2 separate regions of the Homo sapiens genome follow, and region 2 is linked to region 1. Evidence: chromatin contacts called from ENCODE Hi-C or POLR2A ChIA-PET data. All regions are on one chromosome and are shown on one strand. Each heading gives the region's core, a stretch centred on a gene start or an enhancer-like site at or near the end of the contact. The rest is flanking DNA. Distances are from core to core; before and after follow the strand shown. Region 1 has its middle 100 kb from the start of GALNT3. Region 2 overlaps TTC21B (tetratricopeptide repeat domain 21B).

Region 1 (3,109 bases), core at 386-2,885:
AATTCAGACTCCTTGGAATGCCTCACAAGGTCGCCTGAGATCTGGGTACAAGCTCTCCCTTTACTTCCCACGTCTTCTGCTGCCCACAAGAGCGGTTCCTTAGATTTCACCTGCTAGTCCATTTTCCCTGCTTCTGTTCAGCTTGTCTCTTCTGCCAAGAATATACACCCCATAAACCTATCCCGACAGCACAATTCTAGTGACCATCTATTTATTTATCAAGAGAAAACACAAATATTCTTTCCTTTATGTTGCCCTTCCAATACTCCTGAAAATCGTTTGCCTGTTGTTTTATGCAAAGCAGACATGTATTAGAGCCCCTTCGAGTCTCACTGCACTAGCTTATTTATGCATCTACTCCGCCTCAGTACTTCCTGAGAACAGAAAACACTTCTCATTACTCTGTCTTCTCAGCATTCAGTTTAGTGTTTAAAACATGGTAGAGACTTAAAATACATTTACTGATGTATGCAAAGTAAAAAATTGAGTGATGCAAAGTCCACTCCTGTATAGGAGTTCAGATGAGGGAAAGATGATTGGCTGAAACAGTGGAAAAGGTGTCAGATTCAGAGAGAGGGAGAATTTCAGCTAGCAGGGTTACCCCCATAGTCCACATTATGGAACAATTTGAGGAAAGGCTGATCAGAACAACATCACTCTTCTGGTGGGGGGCAGAAGGACCTGGTTAAGAACAGATAATTTACTATCAAGAACAAATGACAAATCAGGTTAGGAGAGTGCATTTAGACAGTGCAAAGCTTTGAAGACCAACCCAAGGAATCTGGCTCATATCCTTAGGGAAATAAGGATATTTCCTTCAGGAAATCCTGAAGATTTTAGAAAAGGAAAATCAATCAAATAAGAGTGATTTGCAGTATGGAATATCAGTGTGGCTACAGTGCACAGACAGTTTGGGAGGATGGAAATGCCAGAGGAAAAATCTTTGCAGTAGCTATTGCAGTCAGTATTCATTAGAAAAAATAAGAGTTAAGAACCTACTCTGATTTAGGATACTGTGCAAGAATGTGCTACAATGAGGAGGGTGTGGGGGAAAAGACAGGCAGAGTCCCTCTAGACAAGCAAGTAGAAAGATGTGGGTAATTACAGCAGAGAAAAAGTCAGCTATTTGAAAGCCTATTACGATGTGAGAGATTAAAGGTAACAAAATAATTATGAGCCTAAAATACCATAGGTGGAATATGGGGAAGGACATAAGAAGATAAATATCATCAACATAAATTAGAATGTTATAAGGAGGAAGAGATGTGTTCATTTTGGACAGCTTGAATTGATGCTGGGATACTCAGTGAAAATAACAAATGGACGGAAGGAAATGTAAGTCTAGAGCTTAGACAAAGACGTAAGATTTGGAGCGAATGAGAATTTTAAGAAGAGAATATACATATATATATATAGAAGGAACTAAATAACAGACAGGACTGAAGCTTTAGAAAGGCTAGTGTTTCAGGTTGTGTTTGCTGTAAGCACACAATTCTGAGATGGAGTTTAGCATGCAGGATTTCCATGAGGAATCAATTCTTGTGGGAGCTAGCGGGAGGAAGCAGATTAGGAAAAGACAGAAATCAGGCTGTGATGCGGACCGACCCCACTGGAGTGCTCTAGAGGATAAGGGATCCTCTGAGTCATCCCCTCGCGGGCTGAAATGGCTGGGCCTTTATAGCCACGCCACAGTCAGTCTCTGGATGTCTTCCACCCCAGAAAGGGAGTGCTCTCAGATGAGTTGGCACCCTGCAGTGAGGAGAAAGCCTGAAAAGAGCTGAGAGCTGGAGGATGTTTTTCTGACAGCGCTCTTAGGACCTGGGACAAGTCCTTCCTTGAAAGGGAATTTTTGAAGGTAAAACAGCTCTGTGTCTTCTACATCCATCCCTCAGGTCCTCAGATTCATGTCATCACTTAAATTTCAGGGAACAGCTCCTTCAGGATTCTGGTGGGCCTCTCTCCCTGGGGGAAAACTTAAAGGAGCAAGGTTAGTAAAATAAATTACAGTTCCTGCCACTCTGGCTGGTCCTAAAGCCACAACTAAAACTGACCATCTCCCTCTCTCACTATTAATTCTACATTCTTCTCAGCTTCATCAAACACAGTTGCTAGCCTCAATGGCTTACTTGGTGGTGTGACCCAGAGCCAAAAGGCACCTAAGTGAATATTACTTCCTGCTCCTATTATGAAACAGTAGGCCCATCTCTTCCTGAGGATCAAGGTCAAATACCTCTACCAAGATGGTGAGGTATTTTTTCTCCTTGCCTAAAAATCCTAGGATGTAGCAATAGCTTAAGTCCAATGGGACTCTTTAGTCCCCTGATAAAAATGTGACCTCTTTGGGGACTAGGACCTTTAAGACTGCAAAGACATTTAACCCTATAGAGTTGTGGAATAGGAAGCACAGTTTTCTCCAGTGGGTCATGTTAAGTAGAGACATTCCTGCTTCCACCCAGTAGAGTTTGCACCCATGTGTTCTTCCTATGGGGGACATATTATTATGTAAAGGTTTTTTATTCAATCTATATACTGGATCCTGGAGGATAGTAACGAATTCATGCGGAACATCATCTCCAAACTTGCACTTCAACTGCACCTTCTACAGGCCAGTCAACGCTCTGTCAGGCCGGGAGCTTTGAAGTCTATGATATGATCAGTGGGTCTCATGGTCATGTGCCCATGCTCTGATATGATGTTATGTGGGATCCCATGTGAGCAGATCAAATATACTGTTAGTCCTTGAATAACGGTGTTTGCCAAGGCCCTGCAGGTAAGAATGGCAAACTTATACTTGGAATATATGTCTATTTTTATTTAAAACAAACAACAAATAAAAACACAAAAAATCTCTGGCCCTTTTAAGATGGAAGGGGCCCAATGTAATCAATCTGCCAACAAGTGTCTGGTTAGGCTCCAGAAGAATAGTGCCATATGGAGGGCTCAGCATCAGTCTCTGTTGCTGGCAGACTGTACATTTGGCAGCAGCAGGAGCTTTATCAGTCTTGGTAAGTGGCAGGCCATGCTCATGGACCCAAGAAGAGCCTTCGTGGCTCCCACTGCCACCCAATCCATGTACCTATCACAGCAGCCCTGGAGTAGCCAATAACTG
Region 2 (3,109 bases), core at 449-2,948, 190 kb after region 1:
CCTCCTCTCTTTGCTTACTCACTAGAGAATGGTAAGGGAGGCTGGTGAATGAACAACCAAACTACGCTATACAGAGAAGTTGTGTGATAATAGAAGACAGAGTGACACAAAAGAAGTGTAAGAAGAAAAGAAAGTGGAGTTGGAAAAAAGGACCACAGTGAATACATTGATAGGTTAGAAAGCTGCCATCCCACAAGTGTGGTTTCTATAACTTACTAGAAAAGTCTCATTTATTTCAGGTTATAGTAAAAACTCATCATAGGGCAGTAAATGACAACACAGCCATTCATTTATACAGTACAGATTTATTTAGCACTTACACAGGCAAACTGATGCCTACAGTTATGAGGTTTGCATTCTATTAGGAGAAAAAGTACATTTTAAAATAATTGCATGAGTAAATAATTTCAAAACTGAGATAAATGTTATGAAAGAAAGATCCAGGCCAAGTGAGTTACCATAAAGAACCTGAAGGGTATCAAGAGATGTCTGAAATCTGAAGAATGAGGCATAAACTAGGCTAGGGTGGGAATCAAGGACACTCTCAGACAGAGGAAACTGCATGGATTAAGGCCAGTGGTAGGACACACAGGGAGTTAATGAACTTGGAGTATGGTGAGAAGACAGAGCACATAGGAGAGCGACACAGAGGAAGGCAGATTAGTCATCAATGACTGGTAAGAATTATCACAATTACTGATAGTGAAATGCCACACTTCTACTATCAACAATTAGAAGAATATTTAACACATTCCTCTTAATGGATGTTGTTCTCTTGTAACATGCTATAAAAATGAGAAAACTAAGAAGACAAGAAAAGTAACAGCAGCTGTGCACGCAGTAAACAAGATATAATGCAATGTAAAATAATGTGTAATAAAAAATATCTCACTCTACCTCTTAAAAATATGAAATAAGAAGTGTAAATAGTGCTCTTCAGCTCTAATAAAAGTACCAAAACAAATGTTTAAAATTTTAAATGTTTGAAAAGAATTACTGGCTAACATTATCAGATGGTAGTAAAAAGAAAGAAATAGAAATGATCTAAAATTCACACTATTTTATATATAGTCAGGCACTGCATGATGATGTTTCATTAACAACAGACCACATACATGATGGTGGTCCCAAAGATTTTTATACTGTATTTTTGCTGTACCTTTTCTATGTTTACATACACACATTGCTTATAGCATTCATGACAGTAACATGCTGTACAGGTATGTAGCCTAGGAGCAATAGGCTATACCAGATAGCCCAGGTGTGTAGTAGGATCTACCACCTAGGTTTGTGTAAGTATACTCTAAGATGTTCACACAATGATGAAATTGTCTAATGATGCATATCTCAGAAGATTTCCATTGTTAAGCGACACATGACTGCATATATATATGTGTGTATGTTTATATATGTGTGTGTATATATATGTATGTCTATATAGGTGTGTATATATATATCTCTACACACACACACATGCACACAGGCACACATGGGCAGGGCCTATGGCAGAATCTCACATCTCAGATTTTAGACAAAAATAAGAAGTTTCAGAGAGGTAAACTTAATGTCATTACCAACAAATTCTAAAATGAACTAAAAGGGTTTGTGACATTCAAAAAGTAAAGCAATTTTTAAGATGTCATGCCAAACATACTTACATGGGAACTAGTCAAGATTTCAGTTTTGGTTTGTGGTTTCTTGACTAGCTTTGGGATCTTACGCAAGTGGCTTGAGCTGTCATTTTCAGGTTTCCTCATCGCTAAAACAGGAATAACAACTCCTCCCTCTAACTCTTAGTATAATTTTAAAAATCATATAAAATACTTGTGAAATGGTTTTTAAAACCTTAGAATACCACAAAATATTAGCATTTTTTAATGTAAGCATTCACTATATTATAATCACAGAATTTTAACACTGGAAGAAACTTGATACATGACCTGGTACAAAAATTTCAGAGGAAATAAAGACCTAAGAAGGGGAAAGAAAATGTGCACTGCAGCTGCACTACACCTGCCAAACTTATTAGAACTCAACTATATGCAATCAGGAGAGACAGCGAGAGAATGCAAACATTCTACACAGTCTAATGACTGTCCTATAACCTGAGAATAGGTATGAAGGGTGAAACATGAGTAGTTTCTTCTCTCATTGGATCTCAGTTGTTCCTAGTGTGTTTCTTTTTTTCCTCGTATATATTTAAGATATACAAAATGATGTCGGTGTGTAGATGTGGGTGTGTAGATATATGTGTGTGTGTGTATATATATTTATTTATAAATGATTACTGCAGTCAAGCAAATTATCCATTCATCATTCATCCTGGTGCCTCTTATAGTGACAATATTCAACCCTGAATTCTATGGAAAGAGCATGAGCACGATTTTTTTTTTTTTTTTTTTGAGACAGAGTCTCACTCCGTCAACCAGGCTGCAGTGCAGTGGTGTGATCTCGGCTCACTGCAACCTCCACCTCTCGGGTTCAAGCAATTCTCCTGCCTCAGCCTCCTGAGTTGCTGGGATTACAGGCGCCCGCCACCATGCCCGGCTAATTTTTGTATTTTTAGTAGAGACGGAGTTTCACCATGTTGGCCAGGCTAGTTTCGAACTCCTGACCTCAGGTGATTTGCCCACCTCGGCCTCCCAAAGTGTTGGGATTACAGGTGTGAGCCACTGCGCCTGGCCATGAGCATGATTTTAAGGGTTTTCTGACAACTGAAAAAGTGAAATACATTGTTTATTTGGCCAGGCACATTGAGGGTGTTAGATGCAATGACAATCTTAAGGATGAAATTGAGGAATTAATGGAGAGCCTTAGAAAGAAATGATTACCAAAGCAAAGCTAGAGGAACTGATAAAATAATCTATAAAATACAATGATGACACAATGAAAGAACTAGTCATTTGGAATCTCTTTATTTGCTGAGGTCTTCCAAGGAATGGAATATATAAATAATTTAACTTCTATGTGCATTCCTTCTATGGAATAAAGTGTCAAAATTAATATTTTAAGGATATTTAAGGACTTTTCATTTTACCAGATGACTTTATTCTGAAAGATATATCACACCTTAGAATAAAAAATACTATAAAAATCATTAGTTTTTGTG

Evidence for each region. A loop is a pair of places that touch in the nucleus more often than their neighbours do. ChIA-PET counts read pairs that join two places held with the same protein, here RNA polymerase II (POLR2A). Pooled maps may share reads with other maps.
Region 2: a map of aorta shows a loop between it and region 1 (2.4-fold over the local background). The contact joins two enhancer-like sites. A Hi-C loop is called at or near these places in 14 of 168 maps with a recorded cell type or tissue (B cell, Calu3, GM12878 and 11 more), 29 of 37 single-sample maps with no recorded cell type and 26 of 50 pooled maps. POLR2A ChIA-PET finds 5 or more read pairs at or near these places in 1 of 52 experiments (HEK293T).

What each region holds. Positions count from the first base shown.
Region 1 is chr2:165,690,161-165,693,269 of GRCh38, forward strand. No RefSeq gene overlaps it. Among named protein-coding and RNA genes, the nearest start is that of GALNT3, 100 kb to the right of the region's middle. Within about 2 kb of position 1,636, at least 3 of the 41 ENCODE cell types and tissues checked have a DNase peak (open chromatin) inside an H3K27ac peak, as active enhancers do.
Region 2 is chr2:165,876,298-165,879,406 of GRCh38, forward strand. The region is part of intron 27 of TTC21B (tetratricopeptide repeat domain 21B); the gene reads right to left. Among named protein-coding and RNA genes, the nearest start is that of TTC21B-AS1, 56 kb to the right of the region's middle. Within about 2 kb of position 1,699, at least 2 of the 41 ENCODE cell types and tissues checked have a DNase peak (open chromatin) inside an H3K27ac peak, as active enhancers do.